Linked DNA regions of Homo sapiens: all the other regions are linked to region 3. A link is a contact called in ENCODE Hi-C or POLR2A ChIA-PET data. All regions are on one chromosome and are shown on one strand. The core of a region is the stretch at or near the end of the contact, and the rest is flanking DNA. Distances in the headings are between cores, read along the strand shown.

Region 1 (5,804 bases), core at 2,961-5,460, 1.0 Mb before region 3:
AGGGTTCCTTGCTGTGGGCCCAGTGGGAGCAGAGCAATCTGGGAAGAGTGGGTGAGCCCAGCTCATTCTGTGGGAGGAGTTGCTTCAACAGACTTGGATTGAGGTAAAGGCTGAATTTAAAAATATATCTTTTAATAAGGTGATACATTTGCAGACAGAGTTATTGCCCATGTCGAAACTTTGTGGGACAGATTCCTCCTCCTACTTGGTTTTTGTTGTCATTGTTGTTGTTTGGTTTCGTTTTGAGACAGGGTCTCACTCTGTTGCCCAGGCTGGAATGCAGTGGTACAGTTACTGCTCACTGCAGCCTTGACCACCCCAGGTTTAGGTGATCCTCCTGCCTCAGCCTCTTGAGTAGCTGGAACTATAGGCCTGCACCACCACACTCAGCTAGTTTTTGTATTTTTTGTACAGACAGGGTTTTGCCATGTTGTCCAGGCTGGTCTTGAACTCCTGGACTCAAGTGATCTGCTCATCTCAGCCTCCCAAAGTGCTGGGATTATAGGTGTGAGCCACCATGCCCGACCCCCACTCCCATTTGTGATTTGTGCAGAATTTCTGCCAGCCCCTCACATGACTCATGAAGGGTGAGAATTTTCCCCTAAAGTCTCCTCCAGAAGCCCACACTAGAATCTACCACACTAACCAAATTTCATCATGTGATGTTTCACAAGAAATTAGAATGAGTTATATCCATGCTTGCAGGCAGAGAGTGGGTCCAGTTTGGAGAATCTGACCCCAGTGACAAGTCCAGCTCCTCGGGGATTTTTTTTTTAATTTTTAATTTTTAGTTTTTTGTAGAGATGGGGTCTCACTATGTTGTCCAGGCTGATCTCAAACTCCTGGCATCAAATGATCCTCCCACCTTGGGCTCCCAAAGTGCTGGGATTACAGGCATGAGCCACCATGCCCAGCCCTCCTTAGGGATCTTGATAAAAGATATTAATGGAAAACTGGATTAAGATCTAACATACTTATATATTCTTCCAGGCTCCCTGAAGCTCCATAAGTCTTTGATTCTGTGTCTTCTTGGCTGTAGCACAGTCTAAGAGTCAGAATTTTTGCCATTCTCCAGGCAGTGTAATGTTTGTACTGTGTGTGTGTGTGTGTGTGTGTGTGTGTGTGTGTGTGTGTGTGTTCTGTGAGCTGCCACGGCCACCGCTGCAGGCTGCAGCTGGTGTTGATGGTGCAGAAGCGCTGAGTCACTGGCTGTTTAGCGACCCTTACATCACGTTCCATTGTCCTTTCTTCCTTTCTAGGCTTTGAGAGCCCTTTCAGTGTTTTCATTTTGTTTTGTTTTTGCCCAGGGCCTCTCCCTGGTAGGAAATCAGGGTGTAAAAACTGAGAGGGTGCTGGGGCTCCCGAACAAAGCTGTGCAGAAGGACAGTGGATCCCTGCAGGCTGCTGAGGACACCCAGCAACCCAGATTCACGTGCTGGAAGCACACGAGGGCCCTGGGCCAGCCCCAGCGAGGCCCCGGAGCCCCAGGGTGGGCTCTGACTGACATTTTTCTGCAGCTCTCCCTGCTGTGCTGGTTTCAACTAGAGCTGATGAGTTTAACAATCTCTTTATAAGTTCTGAATCCAACGTTCTTCGTGCCCATTTTAGCACAAGTGTAACAGGTGGTGCTAATTATCAGTGTGACATAAATTCTTGGAGAGGTAGCCTCTGGAGAGGGCTATACAGATTTTTTTAAATGACTATTTTGACCCAACGAGCTTGTCACTTTATTACAGTTGTTTTGTTATTAAAAAATACCTATTTATTATGGAAACATTGGGGAAAAAACAAAACATCATAAAGGATGAAGTAAAGGTTATTCGTATTCCACCACCCAGAGATGATCACATTTTGATATATAATCTTCTAATATTTTTTCTAAATATGGATTGATATGCACGTACGTTTTACATAATTGGGCCCACATTGAGCATTTTATTTAAACTGAAAAATATGCTGTGAATATACTCTTACGTCATTGAGCCATATTCTAGAAGTGCTGCAAATTAATGCAGTATGAGCAGAGAGATAAGATGCATCTTGGATTGTTTTATTTGCTGTCAGTTCATTTCTATTTGTAGGATCTTTCTCTTGCCAGAATAGCCTCATTTACAAGTCCTGTCCCTTCCTTCCACCCCTGCAAGGGAGCTAAAGCATTTTCTCAGGTAATCATCCCACACTATCTCTGCATTTTTTTTTTTTTTTGGTATATAAACTATTTATTAACAGACAAGGCCTACAGACTTATTCCTTCTTGGACACACCCGTAGTACAGCCATGGCAGCCAGTGGTCTTGCTGTGCTGGCCTCAAGACACGAAGGCCCCAGAGGTGGCGCAGCCCTCTATGGGCCTGAAACTTCTTCAATCACTCCAGGTGGTCACAGAACTTGTTGTCCATTGGCTGGGATCTGGCTGTATTTTCCAGACTTTACATCCTTCTGTCTGTTCAAGAACCAGTCCGGGATCTTGTACTGGCATGGATCCTGTATAATGGTGATCACACGTTCCACCTCATCCTCAGTGAGTTCTCCTGCCCTCTTGGTGTGGTCAAAGTCTGCTTTCCTCAACACCGCATGAGCATATCTTCGACCCACAGCCTAAATGGCAGTGATGGCAAAGGCTTTTTTTCCACCGCCCACCGATGCTGGTGTTGAGTACTCGCAGAATATGCTGGAACTCTTCAGGGATCACTAGAGACATGGTGGCCACAGAGGTGGCAGCATGTAGGCCTCCTGTGGAGGAGAATCTCTGCTTTTTTAAAAATGCTTTCTGGGAAGCCCTAGGACCAGCTAAGATCTATCTGGATCAGTAGTTCTCAATCTTGAGCTCACATCAGAATCTCCTGGAAGGCTTGTCAAAGGAGATTGCTGGGCTTCACCCCTGGAGTTTCAGTAGGGCTGGGGTGGTAGACAAGTTCCCAGGCAAATGTTACTCATGTTGGTTTTCTACTGAGAACCACTGATTTGGGGGAATGGATGAACAATTTGCTTCCTCCAAGCCCTCTCCCAGCGTTCCTTGGCTACTTGTCTTTTTCCCTTAGAGCATTTATTTTGTCTCTAAATTCTTTGCTTGTAACCACTCCCTATGCTGTCTTCTCGTGGTGTCACTCATGCATACAAAGGACAGAAATATTTTCTTAATGGAGGGCTGGAATCCAAAGGGTTCAAGGAGCCCCCTAGTATCCGTGAGAGTAGAAACCAGGGTGATTCGTCCTTCCCTGTCACAGCAGCACAGTCTCCTGAAGAGCTGGCTCAAAAGGAAATGCACAGATGCCCGGACTATTTGTTAAAGGAAATGGCACATTATCCTCTTCCCAACATCTGGTCATTCCTGAAAGACAGTCAAGCCCCGATAATACTGTTGACTCACTCGAAGCCTGTGTCTTCTTTCCCGAGGGAGGTGGAGACGAACCAAGGAGGATAGAATCTATTTTTGTGTCGGCCCAAGGGGACGCCTTGGGGAGGGGACGAAGGGTCACCCACATTGCTGTTCTGTTCTGGGAGCCAGGAATGCATACTTCCTTCCTGTCCAGCCCTGAGCAACAGTCTCTTTCTCAAGTCTCAGATCTTCCACAGAGAGCTGGAAAGATTTTTAAATGCCATGGTGGGCTGGAATGGCTGGACACCAGCATAGATGGACTGATGAAATGGGAAGAGATTTGGCAGGACGCAGGGTGTTGAGGTTGCAGCAAAGGCAAGAGAGCTGTGTTGGGTTGAGTGACTGTCACACTGTGCAGTCAGGGCTCAGAGGCTGCATCTGGCTGCCTCTTCATTAGGAAATGCGTGTGTTTTTTTTTTCATCTCTAAGGCATCTTCTAGGGGCTAAACATGGAGAAAGAATAAGAGGGGTGTGAGTAGGGTGTCTGGTTAATTAACCTGGAGGACTTGCCCAGGTTGACTTTGCACAGGTAAGGAGAAGTAATACCCTGAAATCCACCTGGAGATCCAGGGGGACCCCCTCCAGCATCTCAACCAGTTGGATTAAGTGAAGCTGAGTTCTGAGAGAAGGAAGTTTCATTCTCATTAAACTAATAGAGGGCCTCCTGGACTAGGGAGGGGATGGGGAGAGGTGGGGAGAGGTGGGGAGGGCACCTCTGCCTTTGGAGCTAAGGGCATTTATTGTGCCAGGCCTTTGTTTTGTTCCAGCCAGGGCACTCTGGCGAAGGCATCCTGGGAATTTGGCCTGCAAACAGAAAGGGCATTTCCTTGTGTGGGTTTCCTGTTTAGGTCTGCGTAGAAACCCAAAGGATCGCTTGGCCTCATAAATCCTCTAGACATTACTGGTGTAGATGCTCTGGCTGGATGCCATGGGAAAATCGCACAGAAATAGAAGAAGGGAGGAAAGCACATTTACTCCCAGGATGCTGGGTGGGTTTCAGGCTCCCTGCCTTCAGATCTGTAAACAGAGGAGGTTGGGCTAGAGGGGATGATCATTCAGGTCCCCTCCAGCTTTGACAATCTCAGGTTCCATTTCCCTCTCAAGGGTCAGCGGGAGCTGGCACTGTGAAGCTCAGGCATGGGAGTCAGCTGAGCAGCTCACCAAACAGAAGCATGAAGAAAATTTCAACCAAAAAATTAGAAAGTTGCCTTGGAATATCCTTTAGGCTCCTTCACAGAAAGAAGGTGCTTCTGAACTCTGGTATTTCCCAGACTTTCCTAGACGCTTAGCGTATCCCAAAAATGACAGCTACCAGGGTCAGGAGTATTGTGGAGTCTCGTGGATGGGTTTTGGCACAAAGCAAGTTTGCAGAGCTGGCAGTGAATAAGGTGTTTATTAGGAGACATCACCCATTTCAGGTTTCTTTTTTTACTTCCAGTTTCCCTCAATTTCTGTATATGTCAAATTGCAGTTTGGCATTCACACTTGTTGGTTTAATGGAAGAGGCATGTTTTCATTCTTAATCTGTGGATGAATTCAGATTCTGCGCAGACTGCACTTGGAGATTGACCAGACTTTAGGTCAGTTGGGAAAGTCATGGGGCAAAAACAGGATTTCTTATGGAGATTTCCTGTGTCAACCCAAGCTTTGTTCCAGTAAGAACATGCTCATCATCTTCAACGATGCCTCTTGTGTTACCTTATTTTCTCATTTATCCTTATTTGCATCATTTAGAAAATGTGTTATATAGAACTGTCTTTTTTGGGAGGCAAATAATGAAATGATATTGAGTAACATTAAATTAATTGCTTGTAGTCAGACAATGCAGCGTTCTAGTAAATTAATTGGATATTTTACTTAAGCAGGGGTAGACCCACTTATGAAGCAATATTTCTCAAGACAAGATTGCCCCCTTAGAATTCAGCATGGCTCTATCCTCAGTTCTCTCGGGTGCGAATCGTGGCATTTGTCTGTGAACCTCATACCCTCAAACATGTCCTTACAGATAAACACATCCACAAAGGAAAATCACTTCCAAGGTCCCATTCTGTTATTTCTTTTCCAAATTTTGCTTTTGTGTGTCTGAAATACATTCTTCTTTTCCTCCCACCAACTCTGAGCTGTTTCTTCAATAATGAAGTAGGTGGAAGAAGAAGGAACATGATAGGAAGTTCTAAGCTTTCTGGGTCCGTGCTCCTTAGAACACTAATCCTGAGAAATGTGCTTTAAAAGGGAGTCCTGTGGTCACACAGGGGTTGGGAAATGCATGTTTGCACTCTGCTGTGTTAAAAGCTCTGAAAATTCATGCAATAAAGAAATATGTTTGACTTTAGCTCAGCATTTCCCAAACTTATCTGATCAAGAAAATATCTTTTTATATTATGTGTATAGCAGATATTAACAAATGGAGGAATAAGTGTTCTATG
Region 2 (5,932 bases), core at 3,382-5,881, 1.3 Mb before region 3:
GGAGGGCCGCAAGGCCCGCTACACACCATGGGCACCCAATGAATTTGTGCTGAGTTGACCACAACCACACCACATGGAAACAGAGCTGTGCCTATGCCCTCCTGTACCACATAGTTCTGCAATCAGTCCAGGTCCTGGAGCCCTCACGGTGTCCCTGCCTGTTGCAATCTGCAACCTCCTTCCTCCAGTGCAGGTGTGGGCCTGGGGACCCGCGCTGACCCTGAGAACACACAGCTGAATCCTCGAGGGAGGTCATGGCCAGGGGCCCAAGGGTGTCTGCAGCCAACCCACACAAGTGACGCTCTTGGGGAGGAAGTCTGCAGCACAGGGATGGCTCAGCACGCAGGGCGATCTGTACAATGGGTCTCTTTCAGCATTTCCATCACTCAAGGGTCCCCTGAGTGAGGCTCAGTACCCAGTAAACAACTTATTTTTAGTTAATTTCCGCAGTCACAGAACAAACATCTTGCACACCTTCCACTACCTCGCAACCAAGAAGCTAAGTGAGAACAGTGGTGGCTGTGTGTGCCCACAGGGGCGGTAGGGTGCGGCCAATCTTTCCAGGCTCCCCTCCCCTGCTCCTCAGACCCTCTTTCCACTCCCTCAGAGGTTCCCAACTCTAGCCACAAAGTGCAGACACCCTCACTGGGGCTGTTTGCATGCAACACAGTGACAGAGGAGCACATATTCGGCACAAAGCGTACTGCATTTTCTCCAAAGTGCTGACTTAAAACCCGTCCTGGCCAGGCACAGTGGCTCATACCTGTAATCTCAGCACTCTGGGAGGCTGAGGTGGAGGATCACTTCAGCCCAGAAGGCAGAGGTTGCAGTGAGCCAAGATAGCGCTATTGCATTCCAGCCTGAGTGACAGAGGAAGACCCCGTTTTAAAACAAAAACAAAAAACCATCCTAATGGAGTATTGTGTGGGGCCCAAGAATGTGGATTTCTTGCCATTCCCAAGCGATGCCAGGGCTGATCTAGCGGGCTCTGGGTGACACAAGCCTATGTTCCAGTCCCATGAGAGCTGATAACACTCCAGGCCTCCTGCGTATACAGTGGTGACACTGACCCGAGGGGGCACCCTGCGGACCAGCGAACTAAACCACAGAGTTCCATCTCAAGAACGAGAGCTCCATCTCCCACCAAGTCCTAGGGGCTCAGTGATCTCAGGGAGCTGTGGACCTGCTAGCCCAAATGCTCCTTTCTTAGGAAACAGGCTCAACCACGGAGCTGCAGGAACTCCTTCCAGGCAATGCCCACCTGAATTTCAGTTTCCCCATGAGGCAAACTCGGAACCATATTCCAAGATCTTGAGACAATTATAAACACTCTGCTCCCCACATCTTCCCCATTGGCCTCCCATGATCTGCATGCACCACAACCAAAATCAAATGACTACTAGCAATTAAGGAACAATATGTGGCAAGATCAATTAAGGTCAATTAATTGTCAATATTGAGGTCAATATGTGGCAAGATGTTACAGCATATTGTTAAATAAAAAACAAAAGACTAAAAGCAGCAAAAGTTTATATATGTATATTATACACGATGGAGAAAGAGACTGTGTATGTGTGAGTGTGTGTGCATACATGTGCGTGAACGTATAGGCAAGGACTGGGGGGAGAGAAGAGTGGAGAGAGAGAATGAATGAATGAATGAATGTATGTGTGAAGGAATGTAGAAAAGCCGGCTCTACACCAGGAATAAAAAACGGTCATCTCGGCTGGGTGTGCGGTGGCTCACGCCTGTAATCCCAGCACTTTGGGAGGCCGAGTCGGGCAGATCACAAGGTCAGGAGTTCGAGACCAGCCTGACCAACATGGTGAAACCCCGTCTCTACTAAAAATACAAAAATTAGCTGGGCGTGGTGGTGCGCGCCTGTAATCTTCGCTACTCAGGAGGCTGAGGCAGGAGAATCACTTGAACCTGGGAGGCGGAGGTTGCAGTGAGCCAAGATCATGCCATTGCACTCCAGCCTGGGTGACAGAATAAGACGCGGTCTCAAAACAGCAAAAACAACAAAACAAAAAACAAAAAACAAAAAAACCAAAAAAAACCAAAGCAAAAAAACCCCAGTCATCTCTGGACGGAACTGGAGGTGATTCTTTCTCTGCAACTGTAACTTCTCCAGACATTCTGATTCTCTAGTGTAAAAAAAACCCCAATAAACAATTGCATACCGTGATCACACAAGCCACAATAGGGCTGACTAGGAAGGGACCATAGCACGCACTGAATCACACAATCCCCAAAACAACTCTCCGCCTCCTGTCCCTGCCCTCATATCCCACCTTTACCTGGACTCAGACTCCCAAAACTCACTTTCCTCCTAGTCCTCCCTCCAACTCCTCAGACCTTGGTCCTCCCTCTTCTGCTCCTCCCTGTTCTCCTGGGTAAACCTCACACCCCTTGGAAAGAGTCTTCCAGCAAGGCTCAGAGCCCCAGCACTCCTAGAACCTCCCATATCCCCACTTATAAGAGTAAATAAAACAACATTTCCATTGCTTCATAAAGGGAAGGCAGGTGCCCCTCTCCCGCTTAGGATGCCTCTGTTTGGTCTGGAATGAGATAGCCCAGTGTCCAGATTTTACAAGACACAGTCATGGTCTGATGGCCCCTAGAATGTCATCAGACCTCCAAACCTAACTCAAAGGCCTCGCACTGTGTGCAAACCAGCACAAGCTGCCTCTCATTTCTCTGGGAGAGATGAGCGGTTCTAACTGTTCCTCCTTCCACCTCCCTGTCAAGACGCCTGGGAAATGCTGCCCAGACTCTGCACTCTCTCGCAGAGCACCTATGTGCACACAGCCTGCCAGGCTTCGGGGGCAATAAATCTGCTATCTTTCCTTCTGCATCCATGTGGGTAGCTTTGAGCTGATTTCTCCAGCACACCAAGACATACATCACATAGGGTCCCCCATGGCCCCACTTTCGTGTCCTGGCCGAAAATCACAGAGTACCCTGATCCCTCTGTGCCCCAACCACAGGTTTTCCCCACCAGGCTTCAACCCAATCCAGGGCCTTTAACATTTCCAGGCATGGAAGAAAGTATCTAGGTTTACTACAAAGAAAACGGCCTTGGCCCTGAGCCAAATTCCTGAAACCTTCCTATAAACTCCATAACCCACACCCCTTCCAAGAGACATACCTAGGGAGGACATCCCTTTTCCCTTACTGCCCGTCTCGAGGACTACCGCAGCCCACTCTATATGAAAGTTCCCCTAACAAAACCTCTAGGCAGGGCCTGGCGCAGTGGCTCACACCTGTAATCCCAGCACTTAGGGAGGCCAAGGCAGAAGGATTGCTTGAGCCCAAACGTTCAACACCGGCTTGGGCAACACAGAGACCCTGTCTCTACAAAAAAAAAAAAAAAAAACAAAAACAAAAAAACAAAACTAAGCTGGGCATAGTGGCTCATGCCTGTAGTCCCAGCTACTTGGGAGGCTGAAGCAGAATTAAAGAATTCATCAAGCCCAGGAGGTGGAAGCTGCAGTAAGCTGTGATGGTGCCACTGCATACTGTCTCAAAAAAAAAAAAAAAAAAAAAAAAAAAAAAAAAAACTGCTCTGGGCTTACCATGCATTTAGCACTTCTTTCTTTGGTATCCCAACTGGTCCCACCTGAGGATAGTGTGGGGAACTCCCTTGCCGCCACTTTTGGGGTAACTCCAGTTGCAAGTTTGGCAAAACACTCCTCATGTCACTACTCCGATGTCCTCCCACTTCAGCCCTGCTCATGTGTACACAGCCCCAAATCCCTACCCACACTCCCACCACACCTTCATTTCACACCCTCCCTCATTCCCCACCATCTTCTCCAGACACCCGTCATCCCCTGGGGCCCCTTGCCATGCCCTCCAGGTCCCCTGTGGGCCCCATTCGCCCATCTAGGTTACCCTGCCCCCTCCAGCCCTCCCACCATTTTCCTCCAGGTCCCCACCATCCTCTCTAGATCCCATGTCCCCTCCAGGTGCCACTGATCCCTCCAGGAACCCACTGTCCCCATCCCTTCCAAGTGCTACCGTCCCCTCCAAATCCCCACTGTCCCCTCCAGGTCCTCAATGTCCCCATCTCCTCCAAGTGCCACCGTCCTCTCCAGGTCCCCACCGTCCTCTCCAGGTCCCCACTGTACCCATCCCCTCCAGATCCCACCGTCCTCTCCAGGTCCCCACTGTCCCCATCCCCTCCAGGTCCCACCGTCCCCTCCAGATCCCGTCTCCATCCCCTCCAAGTGCCACCGTCCTCTCCAGGTCCCCACCATCTCCTCCAGGACCCTACCATCTCCGCTAGATCCCACCATCCCAGGGCCCCCCAGCTCTCCCTCTGGGTCCCACCGTTCTCTCCGGGTCCCATCATCCCTGGGCGCCCCCGCACCGCCGCACTCCCGCCCCCAGAACCGCCTCTGTCCCCGCCCCTCTCCCAGCGCAGCCCGCATACCCCCCACCCCCCGGGGATGCGGGAAGGAGGGCTCGGGCTGTGTCAGCCACAGCGCGCGGACTGAGCCGAGGGCGGACGCTACGGCTTGGCTTGGGCCGGGCGCCCAACAGACCAACACCGTCGCTCACCTGAGGGACGCCAGACGAGTCCCAGAGCCGACCGCGGCGCCTCGGCCGCTCGGCGCCTGCGCAGTGAAGACCGCGGCGAGCCGCGCGCATGCGTGCAGGCCCGGAGCCCCAGGCGCTGGCGGGGCAGAAACGCGGCGCCCTGCGTCTTCTGGTTCCGAGGCTGGTCCTCACCGTTTCCGCTCCGGCGGAAGTGAGGAGGAGGGTCCTTCGACCCGTGCTGAGCTGGATGGACCGCGAGACGCGCGCCCTCGCCGACAGCCACTTCCGAGGCCTGGGGGTCGATGTCCCCGGCGTCGGCCAGGCTCCGGGCCGGGTAGCCTTCGTCTCGGAGCCGGGCGCCTTCTCCTACGCCGACTTTGTGCGGGGCTTCTTGCTGCCCAACCTGCCCTGCGTGTTTTCCAGCGCCTTCACGCAGGGCTGGGGCAGCCGGCGGCGCTGGGTGACGCCCGCGGGGAGGCCCGACTTCGACCACCTGCTACGGACCTACGGTGGGGCGGCGGCCGCAGACCCCGGGCGGGGAGGAAAGGCCGGCGGGACCCAGGCCCGGGAGGCCCCCGCCTAGAGAGGGGCACCAGGGAGGGTGAGGGAGGCCAGGCGCGTGGCCCCTGGAGAGTTCCTCTGCAGACGGTTTGGAGTGAGGACGGGGCCCAGGGAGATGGCATGGACCGTGCCTTTCATTTCAGGAGACGTGGTTGTACCAGTTGCAAACTGTGGGGTCCAGGAATACAACTCGAACCCCAAAGAGCACATGACTCTCAGAGACTACATCACCTACTGGAAAGAGTACATACAGGCGGGCTACTCCTCTCCCAGGGGCTGTCTCTACCTCAAAGACTGGCACTTGTGCAGGTAATGGGGCTTGGGACGCACCGAGGCGCTGCCTTCCCTAGCGCTGCGTGAACCCAGAGGCCTTTCTGATGAAGGTGGCCCCTGGGTGCACAACGGAGCTATTTTTCCCCGTGAGGCACTTTAATCAGTTTAAAAGAAACTGGATTGTCTTCCGCATGGCTGCAAGTGTTGTTCTTTGGGAGGTCAATATGGTTTTTTTTCCTTTTTTTTTGAGAGAGATCTCCTCAGCCTCCCTAGTACCTGGGATTACAGGAAGGCGTCTCCACTCCCGGCTTTTTTTTTTTTTTTTTTTTTTTTTAAAGAGACTAGGTTTCACCATGTTGCCCAGGCTGGTCTTGAACTCCTGAGCTCAGGTGATGCATCCACCTCAGCATCTCAAAGCACTGGGATTATAGGCATGATCAGTACTTTCTAATAAGCAGAACCATTGTAGTCAGACTGCCCCGCCCCCTCCCCCGCCAGCAGCGTCTGGCTCAGAGGAGGGTCTGGGGCTCTTTGGGGGCTGCAGCCATCTGGA
Region 3 (5,576 bases), core at 1,321-3,820:
TATTGAATCAGTTTAAAACCACTTACAGCAAGAACTCGATGGGGTGCATAACATACACAGGATAGGGTACAGGCGAGGCAGATGGACCACACCACCAGAACCTAGAATTAGGGAATCCTCCCCTCCCCTCCCCTCCCACCCCTCCCCCCTTCCCCCTCCCCTCCCCTCCCCTCCTCCCCTCCTCTCCCATCCTCCCCTCCCCTCCCATCCTCCCCTCCCCTCCCCTTTTCTCTTCTTTTCTTTTTTTGAGACTGTCTCACTATGTTGCCCAGGCTGGAGTGCAATGGCGTGATCTCGGCTCACTGCAACTTCCACCTCCTGGGTTCAAGCGATTCTCATGCCTCAGCCTCCCGAGTAGCTGGGATTACAGGCACGCACCACAATGCCCAGCTAATTTTTGTATTCTTAGTAGAGACGGGGTTTCACCATGTTGACCAGGCTGGTTTTGAACTCCTGACCTTAGGTGATCCACCCGCCTCAGATTCCCAAAGCGCTGGGATTACAGGCATGAGCCACTGCACCTGGCTAATATTGATATGTTTTCCCTCTCTCTGCCGCATCAGCCTGTCCCACTGACAGAGTTGAGGATGCTCAAGGCGGCTCAACAGAGGGTACCTGGAGCAACTCACACTGCACTATCAGAGAGACACAAGTGCAAGCACACTCAGCCACAGCTGCAGCTCACCAATCAGCCTGCTGAACAGACCTGAACTTTAGCTGCATTTTTGGGGCAGAGCATATGGGTGCCAGGATGGGACCATAATCTTATCACCAATGAGTGGCCATTTAGGGATGATATAGTTGTCAACCCAGAGATGGCATGATCATGCCTTTTGACTTGGTCATTCTCTAAGTAAAACTTTTATTTGTTCCATCATATTTTCCACTTATTCTGTTTACCTTCAAAATATCTTTTTTTTTTTTTTTTGAGACAGGGTCACACTGTCACCCAGGCTAGAGTCCAGTGGCACTATCATGGCTCACCACAGCCTCAACCTTCAGGGCTCAGGTGATCCTCCCACTTCAGCCTCCCGAGTAGATGGGACTACAGGCACCTGCCACCACCCCCAGCTAATTTTTGTAGAGACAAGGTTTTGCCATGTTGTCCAGGCTGGTCTTGAACTCCTGGGCTCAAGGGATCCGGCCACCTCAGCCTCCCAAAGTGCTAGGATTATAGGCATGAGCCACTGTGCCCAGCCTACCTTCAACGTATCTAACTGGTTACTAACTTTTAGGATTCGGCCTATGTCTCACAACCTTCTTGCTTACTCAACATCCTTGTCTCTTAAGCCACTAGCTTCTTCTCTATGGTTAACACTTTTTATGAGTTTTATTCATCTGCTTATTTTTCTTATCCTCTATACCAGAATTGAATATTTTCAAATAAAGCACACTCATGTTACAATCTTTGAAATGAAAAAAAAAAATGCATAGGATTAGAAAAGAAACCAATTTTAATAAACTATATTTTGAAGTATAGTTCTATATTAAACAACAAGATCTAGGCCAGGTGCAGTGGCTCATGCCTGTAATCCCAGCAATTTGGGAAGTCGAGGTGGGAGGATTGCTTGAGGCCAGGGGTTCAAGACCAGCCTGGGCAACATGGAGAGATTCCCCATCTCTTTCTTTACACACACACACACACACACACACAAAATATCTGATAGCAACAGGTGCAGTCATTACCACAATTTCGAGTAGTGATGAGCTTAATAATATTTCGAGTTATCACCAACAACTGTAAAGTAACATGAAAACGTCTGTGATGACTATTGCCCACAAAGTCACAGGTACTGCTAATACTCCTGGTATTTGTAGTCAAATTCATAATAAAGGAAATGCTAGGTTTCAGTTGGTATTTTGTCCCGACGGTCTGTGGACGGCAGGTTAGAACGCCCGTCCAAGCCAGGAGGGTGGACCTAGCACTGCAGGGTCCACCTCGGGCCAATCAACTATATTCCCGAGGCGGGGGCCTGCGCTTCCCGGACCCAGCTGCCCTCAGGGGAGAGAGGACACACTTAAGAGTTTGGGGCCGGCGTGGTAGCTCATGCCCCTGATCCCAGCACTTCGGGAGGCTGAGGCGTGAAGATCACTTGTAGCAGGAGTTTGAGACCAGTCTAGCCAACTTGGCGAGACCCTGTCCCTAAAAAAAATTTTTTTTTAATTAGCCAGTTGTGGTGAGCGCCTGTAGTCCCAGCTACTCGGGAGGCTGAGGTGGGAGGATCGCTGGGCTCAGGAGTTCCAGACTGCAGTGAGCCATGATGGCGGCACTGCACTCCAGCGCGGTGAGACTCAGTCTCAAAAATAAAAGGGGGAGGGGTTGGGGGTAAAATTAGTTGTGAAATCAAGTAAGACTTCCTGGGACAGAACAATCAAAGGGGTGGCGCCGGGTCCTCCAAAGAGCTACTAGCTCAGCCCAAGCCCCGCCTCGGCCCCCAGGGCAGCGGCCCGCAGAGCTCCACCCGGCAGGCGCCCGGGAAACTCCGCCCCCCGGCCGGCAGGGGGCGCGCGCGCCGCCGGCCCCGCCCCGTGGACGCGGGTTCCGTGGGCGTTCCCGCGGCCAGGCATCAGCAATCTATCAGGGAACGGCGGTGGCCGGTGCGGCGTGTTCGGTGGCGGCTCTGGCCGCTCAGGCGCCTGCGGCTGGGTGAGCGCACGCGAGGCGGCGAGGCGGCAGCGTGTTTCTAGGTCGTGGCGTCGGGCTTCCGGAGCTTTGGCGGCAGCTAGGGGAGGATGGCGGAGTCTTCGGATAAGCTCTATCGAGTCGAGTACGCCAAGAGCGGGCGCGCCTCTTGCAAGAAATGCAGCGAGAGCATCCCCAAGGACTCGCTCCGGATGGCCATCATGGTGCAGGTGCGGGCCGCTGTGCGGGCGGCGGGGCGGGGACGCGGCGCCCCGGGTTAACTGTGTCCGGGAAGGCTGGGGGAGGGCGGGCCCAGGGAGCGAGCGGGCCCGGGCCCTCGGAGCGGCACTTGGGGCCTATGGGGCCGCGGCCGCCCCTCCTCCCGAGCGGCCCGGCCGACCCTTCCGGAAGGTTTTGCTGATGTTGCAGGAAAAGCCCGGGAAATAAAGTCTGCAGCTGGTGTTGCCTTTCGCTTTGTGAAAACGAGGAGCCTCTTCTCTTCTCCTTTCTGGGTGGCGGTGTTTTATTACTGCCGTTCGCCTCAGGGGTTGGGGGGGAATTGTACATGGTCTCTTTAAGCTAATCTGATTTTGACCTATCTTGTTCTGGAGGGTTTTTGTTCTACATGGATGGTGGCGACTGACATGTGGGTTTTTTTTTTTTTTGTTAAACCTATTTTTGGCAGTCATTTCAACACGTCATTTAAACGCTCACTCTCATTTTTTATTTTAATTAGGCAGAACTATGCAGAAAGGTGTCATTTCTGTACAGTACATTCACTTTGAGCCTAATTTGTGCTTTAAAGTAACATTTTCCCCAAATTTTCCAGATTCACAGACGCGTTCTCTTGGTGCATTTGCAGCTGTCTGGTTTGAGTAAGAGTGGCTCCAGGGGGGTTTCTCATGTGGGCTTTTTGATAGATTGAATCCCCTTCTGAGGTTTCCTGAGCCTTCTGTGAGGTGGTGGGCTTGAAGGCCCCTGTCATTTCCCAGGGGCTCCTGCCTCCAGCTTCCAGTTTGCCGATGTCTACCTTTGTATTAATAATTCTGGTTCTCATCTGCCCTGTTCCTCCTCGCTTCCAACATATTACCCAAGCTTAGTGCTCATGGTCAAGGTAGCTTGATTTTCCTCCCTTCCATGAGCTGTAATGTGTTTTAGGAATGACCAGATATCCCTCAGTGGATTTTCAGTACTTAGTACAAGGGAGGGCGACATTTACCGAGTGGATACCCAAGTGCCAGGTGTACTTCCGTTATCTTATTTCACAATATGCCTGTCATCTTGGTGTCCTCGGGGCATACCTAAGTCAGTACGTGGCACACAGTGCTTATTTGGTAGGCATTTTTTAAGTTCTAAGCACTCTGTTAGGTTTTAAGGACACAGAATCCACCTTTGGGAATTTCCAGTTTGGTTAAACGGGAAATGACTGGTAAACAAACGTTACCGTAAGAGAGGATGGATGCCACCTGATGGAGCTGTGCTCTAGGCATTGTGTGCCTAGGAGTCCGAGATGACCCAGCTAAGGGTGGAAGCTTGATTAGGAGTCGTTAATTCACAGAAGTGGAGCAGAAAGATGAGAATAGGGAAGTAGACAGGGCCTACAATTTGAAGAGCCTTGTTGCCCACTAAGGAACCTAGAACTTACTTTGAATATACAAGGCAGCCTGTTATGAAGTTCTCACTCCTGGTGCAGGAGCTCTTAACCCAGGGTCTGTGGGATGGTAGGTAGAAGGCAAGAGGTCCATGAGTTTAGATAAGAAAAAATTGATATCTCCATCTCCACTAACCTCTAGATAAAATTATTTCCTCTAATCATAAATGTAAGCAGCAAAGCAAAGGCATATTAGCAGTCCCTATTTTTTTTTCACCAGTGATAATTACAGATATTTTCATATCACTTTACAGTTGGAAGTTTTTCAAAATATAATTTACTCTCATTGCTACAAAAATCACAGTTATTAGAGGCTGTACTAGATCTTGTTATTTAATGCTTAAAAGCTCACGGGTTACTGTACCCAAATTACCTTTCAAATGTTTTGATAATTATCTCAGTGTTTCCTTTTCGAGCCTTTTTGTTTGTTTTGTTTTTTGAGATGGGGTCTCACTATGTTGCCCAGGCTGGTCTCAAACTCCTGAGCTCAAGCGATCCATGCACCTCGGCCCCACAAAGTGCTAGGGTTACAGGCATGAGCCACCGTGACTGGCCATTTGCGAGCCTTTTTATTACGCATTTTTAAATGTTATTCTGAGAAAGGGACATCCAGGCGCCTTAACAGGTGGGCAGAGTACCGTGTTCTGGTGGAAAGACAAACAAAACCCAAGTCCAGACTGTGTTGAGGCTAGAACAACACCGCTGTGGAGGAAGTTAGAGGAGGCTTAGCTGTGGGGGAGGCCGGATGGAGGAAACTGAACCTGATCAAGTTTAGCATTCTGGGGCCGGGCTTGGTGGCGCATGCTTGTAATCTCAGCACTTTGGGAGGCTGGGGTGGGCAGATTACTTAAGCTCAGCAGTTTGAGACCAGCCTGGCCAACATGGTGAAACCTGTCTCTACAAAAAAATGCAATGATTAGCGGGTCGTGGTGGTGCGTGCCTGTTAAGTCCCAGCTACTCCGGAGGCTGAAGCTGGAAGATTGCTTGAGCCTGGGAGGTGGAGGTTGCAGTGAGCTGAGATAGTGCCACTGCACTCCAGCCTGGGCGACAGACCCAGACCCAGACCCAGACCCTGTCTGAAAAAAAAAATAGTAATAACAACATTCTGGGCTTTCCTTTGGTATACTTGATAGTGAAAGAAACTCTTTATTATTAAAAGTAACTGTGATTTTTATGTAATGGTGATTAAGGGTGGATTCAGAGTTTTAATTCAGAATTTAAAGTTGGTCTGGTAGACTGAGCTGGTGAAGGCCAAAAAGAAAGAAGCCTTTTCACTTGCTTGAATTTAAATACCTTCTTTTA
Region 4 (5,968 bases), core at 3,366-5,865, 1.2 Mb before region 3:
TGCTCCAATAATGGAACACTAGGCATAAATGGGTTAGCTTCTCTCTTTCCAACAGGCCCCTGAACTTTGACACACACTCAGCCTGAGCCAACAAATAATTCCTCTTTATGCCCCTCCTAAACACAGGCTGACCTCAGGGTGAAACATTCTCTGATCTAGGATCTAATTTTGGCACCTTTCATCCTGTCCTCCCCTTCCCACATTCTTTCTAGTTTTGTGTGTTCCTCTTTAAATAAAGCCCTTTTCTGCCTAACATTTCAGATGACTGCAGATATAGTTGGTATTTTTCCCGTTGCAATATTCCTTTAGAATTAAGTAACTTTTCATGTATACATATGTAACTAACCTGCACATTGTGCACATGTACCCTAAAACTTAAAGTATAATAATAATTTTAAAAAAATCACCCAAACTACAATGGAAAATAAAGAAAAATTCTGGAGGAAAAAAAATAAAAAAATAAAAATAAAAAATCAAAAAAAAAAGAATTAAGTAACTTTTTATGTAAATATAAATTAGCTTTATTTGACAAAGTCTAGAAACAGCCCAGGACAATGAAATTTATCCTCAGAAAGAGCTTCTGAACCCGTCTTCCAACCCAACTACATTTGCATCTGCCTATGGATCTCCCACTTTCCAGGAGATCCGTAGCTTCTCTCAATGTAAAGGGCTCTTCCGTGCTTGTGTGAGCAGGCTGGGACACCTGCAGAGGAGGCTCCTCAGGAAGAACCGGGCCTTCAATGACCTTCTTTTGCAGGCTCAAGATTGGCCTTAACTTAGAGTCACTGGGCTCAGACTTCTACTTTCCAGTCAGGGCTATTCATTTAGTTTTAAATGAGAAAATGCCCAGTTTGAAGAATTCAGCAAAATCACTCAAAGACAGTGTTTATAAAAGGGAATAAAATTGTAAGACACTTACATTTTATATTTCAAAAGGAAAGGCAAAAGTGTCTATTCCTTTCAGATAACAAAAACGTCAATTAAATATTTCTATAACAGATCATTTAGGAAACACTTACTAAATGTGAACCCTTCTAAGAGGAGCCATGTCCCATCTCCTAAAACTTAGCATTGAATTTGGATGTCCAGATAATTAAATACAGAACATTTAATGTCACAAATTATCCACCCTGTAAAAAAGAGGAACTGATGTTTCATGAATCTATATAATTTACCAATTAATCTACCATACTGTCTTGTGAAAGTGAGTTTCCTATAGGCATAATGAAAAAGAGACGTTTCCTATTTTTCTCCCCGATAGAATTCCCAAACTTAAGCCCTGAGATTCTGTTTGAAATCACCCTTAAAATAGAACAGAACTAAGAAACTTACTACACTCACTCTGATGAAGAAAAAGGTAAATGAGTTTTTTAACAAATGAAGTATATGACTACATATTTTTTTCCTAGAATTCACCACGTTCATACCCTTTGTAAATATTTTCTAACCTTTCAAGCTCTACTGATAAAGTGTAATATATACTTAATAAAAAACTGATGATGAAATAAGTGAACAAATCTTTTTAAGGTGACAAACTCAGGGAGAAGCAGTACTACCTGGAACACAGACACATCCGACTCAAGCGTCAAGTCAGGCTATCCTATAATTTGGGACATTCTCCCACCCCTCATTCTGCTCACTGAAGTGCTCACTGACCATTCTGTCTGGAGACACTGCACTGTGCCTCACGGTGTGCCCCAGGGATGTTTTGCTTTGCATGTTCTCGCACCAGCTCACTGGAGTAGTTATTGCTTGTCCTTTGGACTAGTTTTTCTCCCTTCACAAGTCTGAGAATCCAGAGGGCAGGAATTATTTCTGTCTTTTCCCAACACCACTGATGTGTCTCCAGGCAATGAAATTGGGGGTTGGGGGAGAATGTCTAAGGGGTTAGCTTTTTAGGTGAAGGGTGTACCAGAAGACTTCTCTCAGCCCCAGGACATCCAGCTGCTTCACTGAGAGGCTCCATCTCCATGCCATAGGCTGTCCTCTGGGAGGAAAAAACCCAGGAACCAAAATTCACTAGATACTCCAAGAGACATAGCCACTGTGGGCATCTTGGGCCATTCCCAGACAATTCTGAAATTCAGGACTAGGATAAGAGTGGCTGAGGAGCCGGGCGCGGTGGCTCACGCCTGTAATCCCAGCACTTTGGGAGGCTGAGGTGGGCGGATCACGAGGTCAGGAGATCAAGACCATCCTGGCCAACACGGTGAAACCCCGTCTCTACTAAAAATACAAAAAAATTAGCTAGCCGGGCATGGTGGCGGGCTCCTGCAGTCCCAGCTACTCGGGAGGCTGAGGCAGAATGGCGTGAACACGGGAGGCGGAGCTTGCAGTGAGCCAAGATCAGGCCACTGCGCTCCAGCCTGGGCGACAGAGCGAGACTCCGTCTCAAAAAATAAATAAAAATAAAAAAGAGTGGCTGAGGATACAACCAGCTGTAAAGTTTCCAAAGTTTTCAAAGATTTTGTACAAGGCGTCTGTGCCTAGGAAAGATAAAAAGCAGAGTGGCACAAATATTTCTTTACAATAGAGTGCCAAGAGGTTATTCTCTGCCTTCACAAACAGATAACAAATCTTTAAAGAGTTCCACAAACATGGGTAACTAGCGAAACCCAATCTCTACAAAAAAATAAAATAAAAAGAATTAGCTGGGCATGGCAGCACACACATTTAAGCCTAGCCACTCAGGAGGCTGAGGCAGAAAAATCACTTGAGTCCAGGAGTTGGAGGCTTCAGTGAGCTATGACAATGTCACTGCATTCCAGCAGCCTGGATGACAGAGCAAGATCCTCTTAAAAACAACAAGTCAGGCGTGGTGGCTCGCCCCTGTAATCCCAACGCTTTGGGAGGGAGAGGCGGGTAGATCACGAGGTCAAGAGATCAAGACAATCCTGGCCAACATGGTGAAACCCCGTCTCTACTATAAATACAAAAATTAGCCAGGTGTAGTGGCGCACGCCTGTAGTCCCAGCTACTTGGGATGCTGAGGCAGGAGAATCGCTTGAACCCAGGAGGCGGAGGCTGCAGTGAGCCGAGATCACGCCACTGCACTCCAGCCTGGCAACAGAGCGAGACTCCAACTCAACCAAAAAAAAAAAAAAAAAAAAAAAAAAGCCGGGTAGGGAAAAAACAACAGGCCAGGCGTGGTGGCTCACGCCTGTAATCCCAGCACTTTGGGAGGCCAAGGCGGGGGATCACGAGGTCAGGAGTTGGAGACCAGCCTGACCAACATGGTGAAACTAAAATACAAAATACTAAAAATACAAAAATTAGCCGGGGGTGGTGGCGCGGGTCTGTAATCCCAGCTACTCAGGAGGCTGAGGCAGGAGAATCGCTTGAACCCGGGAGGCAGAGGTTGCAGTGAGCCAAGATCGCGCCACTGCACTACAGCCTGGGCTACAGAGCGAGACTCCTTCTTAAAGAAAAAACAAAAACAAACAAAACAACAACAGCAACAACAAAGAGTGCCCTCCAATGTTCTGTGAAAAAATGATTAATTAAAATATTGTGCCTGGAGTACGCAATAAAAGACAAATAGCTGACAGTGTTGTGAACTGAAGAGGTGATGGTGGTTTTTATGAATTTTGGAAAGAAACTGAAAATTTAGTATTTTATTGCAGGCCAGAGTCAGGCTGGGAGAACAGAGGAGTGGATTTAAGACCCTGCTTTCCATGTTATTTGGAAAATGCAGGGGAAAAGCAGTCTCTTGTGCAGTGTTAAAATAATTAGCAGGCAATTAGACTGAGGTGGCTCTAGTGTCTTGCGTTTCTACATGAAAAAGAATATTAATAGCTCAAATGCATTTCTTGTTAATGACTGCCTTAAGTAGAAACAAAATCCAAGTTCAACCAATCACAAAACTCCAATTAATCAGTAATTAAATAACCAGGAAATTTCCACCTGGACAGTCCAAATAAGGTGACTGTAACTGTCGTCAATTATTAAATTTGGCTTGCTTCCTCATGCACCTTACAAAAAAGTTTTTCCTTCAAGCACCTCCTCCATAAACCCACAAGCCACACACCATAGCTGGGCGCTCTCCCATTCATGAAACTCCCTTTCCTCAAACTCTTCAAAGCTTTAAAAGTGACTCCATTTTTCACAGGAAAAAGGATGGACTGCACAGCTAAGATAAGCCCCATGGAACAGCTCTTCCCACGCATGTTTCGCACACCGATTTGGCTTCTCCCCGATGACCCTCCCCTCTGGACAAAGCACACAGTCTGGGGGACCCGCGGGGCTGCGGCTTCATAGCCGCCCAGAGAGGCCGGGGCGGAAGCCGCGGCGCAGTGATGGGAGGAGAATCCCGCGGCGGCCTGGCCCCGCCCCTACCCAGAGGTGACAGATCCCACAGGTGCCAGCCGGGACTCCGGGCCGCGGACTCTAGTGCTGACGCCGGGAGGCCGGACCGCCATCTTGGAACACCCTCCCGGGAACTCTCACCGTTTTCCGGCTTTCGGGGTGTCCTGGCATCTTAGCTATGTAACTCCCAGTACCTGCAGGTCACAGGGAAACCAGACACTGCAGCAGCAGAGTCACCAGGGCCTCCCGCAGCTGGGGATAAATAGCCGAGAATACGGGACCAAAGCTCCAGCTGGAGCACAAGACAAAGGCCCCGCCAGATCCCGGAAACCCCCTCCGCCTCTCAAGCTGCGCTCCTGATTGGACAGTTCCCACGTCAATGTCCCTGATTGGACAGGGCTCCAGGACCCGCCTCCTTTGGTTATGAGTGACAGGAGATGAGGTCAGCAAAGGGGTTGAATGAGACTATTAACAAAATGGGCAATTTTTTTTGTATCCTTCCAAAATTGTTCCATGTCTTTCCATGCATACCATCTTTAATAAAGGGCGCACTCTTAAGCCAATCTGCAATCTCTGTTCCTGAGTGTCTAAACAACGTCATCATCATCTTCTGTTGGAGAAAAACCTGAAGATGAGTTTTCCTCCCAAAGCACAGAACAGTCAGAAGCCGAGGCGTGCTTGGGAATGCTGGCGGGTGGAAAGGGGAGGCGCATTCCGGTGCGCCTGTGGAACTGTCCTTGCAAGCAGGACCCAGGTCCAGAACAGCTATGCAATGCATGTGTTTCTGACCAAAGGGGGCCTGCTGTCCACCCGCCTCTTCTGCTGGGCAGGGCAGCGCATGGTTGGGGTATTTACACCCAGGCAGGTGTCCCAGGCCAGTCCCCTGTCAACCCATCATAATAAAAAAGTCAGAATCTATTTTCAAAAGTATATTCAAAAGCATATGTTTAGGATACCTACCTGAGAGCATAGACTAAAGTTGCCCTGATTATACATTCCAACTAGTAACCATTACAAGTGGGTTTTAAGAAAAGAGGCAGTTCCTAAAATTTTCATCAAAAATTTACATTAAAATCCAGAAGTCACTGACTGGCTATACATTGTTCTTTGTATCACAAATTCCAGATGAGACAGCTAGTTAGGAACAACATACCTTTAAACAATTGCCCCTGGGAAAGGGTGTGGAGATGTGTCTCAAATCCCATACTCAAGTCTCTCTGGGCCAGAAAAATCTTCCGTACCTCACAGAGCTTCAGCTACTTAGAGCTATTCTTTTCTTATCTCCATAGTCAGTACACTTGGACCCTTAACAAGAAATAAGTTCAAACAGAAAATTTGCCAAGCCACAGGAATAATGGCCTGTCAGTGCCCTTCAGGAAGCTGATTGTCACTTTCCTTCAACACCCTTTCCACAGCTTCCCCCCAACACACACACCCTGGATCCCGGGAGAGAGGGGCTGAGACGCACCCAGACACACCTCGCTGCCCCTCCTGCAAACATACACCCACACACAGACACACAGACAAAGACACAGACACAGGCAGCTTGAAGGAGAGCAAGAGAGAGGGATGGAGACATAGAAACGGAGGGAGAGAAAGACAGTGATAGAGAGGCAGAGTGAGTCAGGATTGAGAGAGAGAGAGAGAGAGAGAAGGCTACAGA

What was found. Hi-C counts contacts between places; a loop is a spot of excess contacts on that map. ChIA-PET counts read pairs that join two places held with the same protein, here RNA polymerase II (POLR2A). Pooled maps may share reads with other maps.
Region 1: a loop to region 3 is called in a pooled map, with 2.3 times the contacts of the local background. The contact joins the enhancer-like site here to the promoter of PARP1 in region 3. A Hi-C loop is called at or near these places in 2 of 50 pooled maps. POLR2A ChIA-PET finds 5 or more read pairs at or near these places in 2 of 52 experiments (A673 and WTC11).
Region 2: a pooled map shows a loop between it and region 3 (10-fold over the local background). The contact joins the promoter of SNAP47 here to the promoter of PARP1 in region 3. A Hi-C loop is called at or near these places in 1 of 168 maps with a recorded cell type or tissue (ascending aorta), 2 of 37 single-sample maps with no recorded cell type and 10 of 50 pooled maps. POLR2A ChIA-PET finds 5 or more read pairs at or near these places in 1 of 52 experiments (OCI-LY7).
Region 4: a map of heart right ventricle shows a loop between it and region 3 (5-fold over the local background). The contact joins the promoter of ZNF678 here to the promoter of PARP1 in region 3. A Hi-C loop is called at or near these places in 2 of 168 maps with a recorded cell type or tissue (CD4-positive, alpha-beta memory T cell and heart right ventricle) and 10 of 50 pooled maps.

Annotation. Positions count from the first base shown.
Region 1 is chr1:227,427,422-227,433,225 of GRCh38, reverse strand. It overlaps the pseudogene RPS18P3. Among named protein-coding and RNA genes, the nearest start is that of LINC01641, 37 kb to the right of the region's middle. Within about 2 kb of position 4,210, at least 13 of the 41 ENCODE cell types and tissues checked have a DNase peak (open chromatin) inside an H3K27ac peak, as active enhancers do.
Region 2 is chr1:227,734,134-227,740,065 of GRCh38, reverse strand. It overlaps SNAP47 (synaptosome associated protein 47), which reads right to left and starts at 4,631. Exons shown (of 5, transcript NM_053052.4): 1 at 4,567-4,631. JMJD4 (jumonji domain containing 4) reads left to right here and starts at 4,764. Exons shown (of 6, transcript NM_023007.3): 1 at 4,764-5,054; 2 at 5,250-5,415. The coding sequence starts at 4,793. RefSeq lists silencers at 4,293-4,582, 5,043-5,242.
Region 3 is chr1:226,405,087-226,410,662 of GRCh38, reverse strand. PARP1 (poly(ADP-ribose) polymerase 1) reads left to right here and starts at 2,570. Exons shown (of 23, transcript NM_001618.4): 1 at 2,570-2,853. The coding sequence starts at 2,734. RefSeq lists a cis regulatory region at 1,975, enhancers at 1,903-2,047, 2,226-2,355, 3,946-4,005 and silencers at 2,386-2,645, 2,896-2,995.
Region 4 is chr1:227,562,203-227,568,170 of GRCh38, reverse strand. ZNF678 (zinc finger protein 678) reads right to left here and starts at 4,615. Exons shown (of 4, transcript NM_001367909.1): 1 at 4,447-4,615. RefSeq lists an enhancer at 4,380-4,659.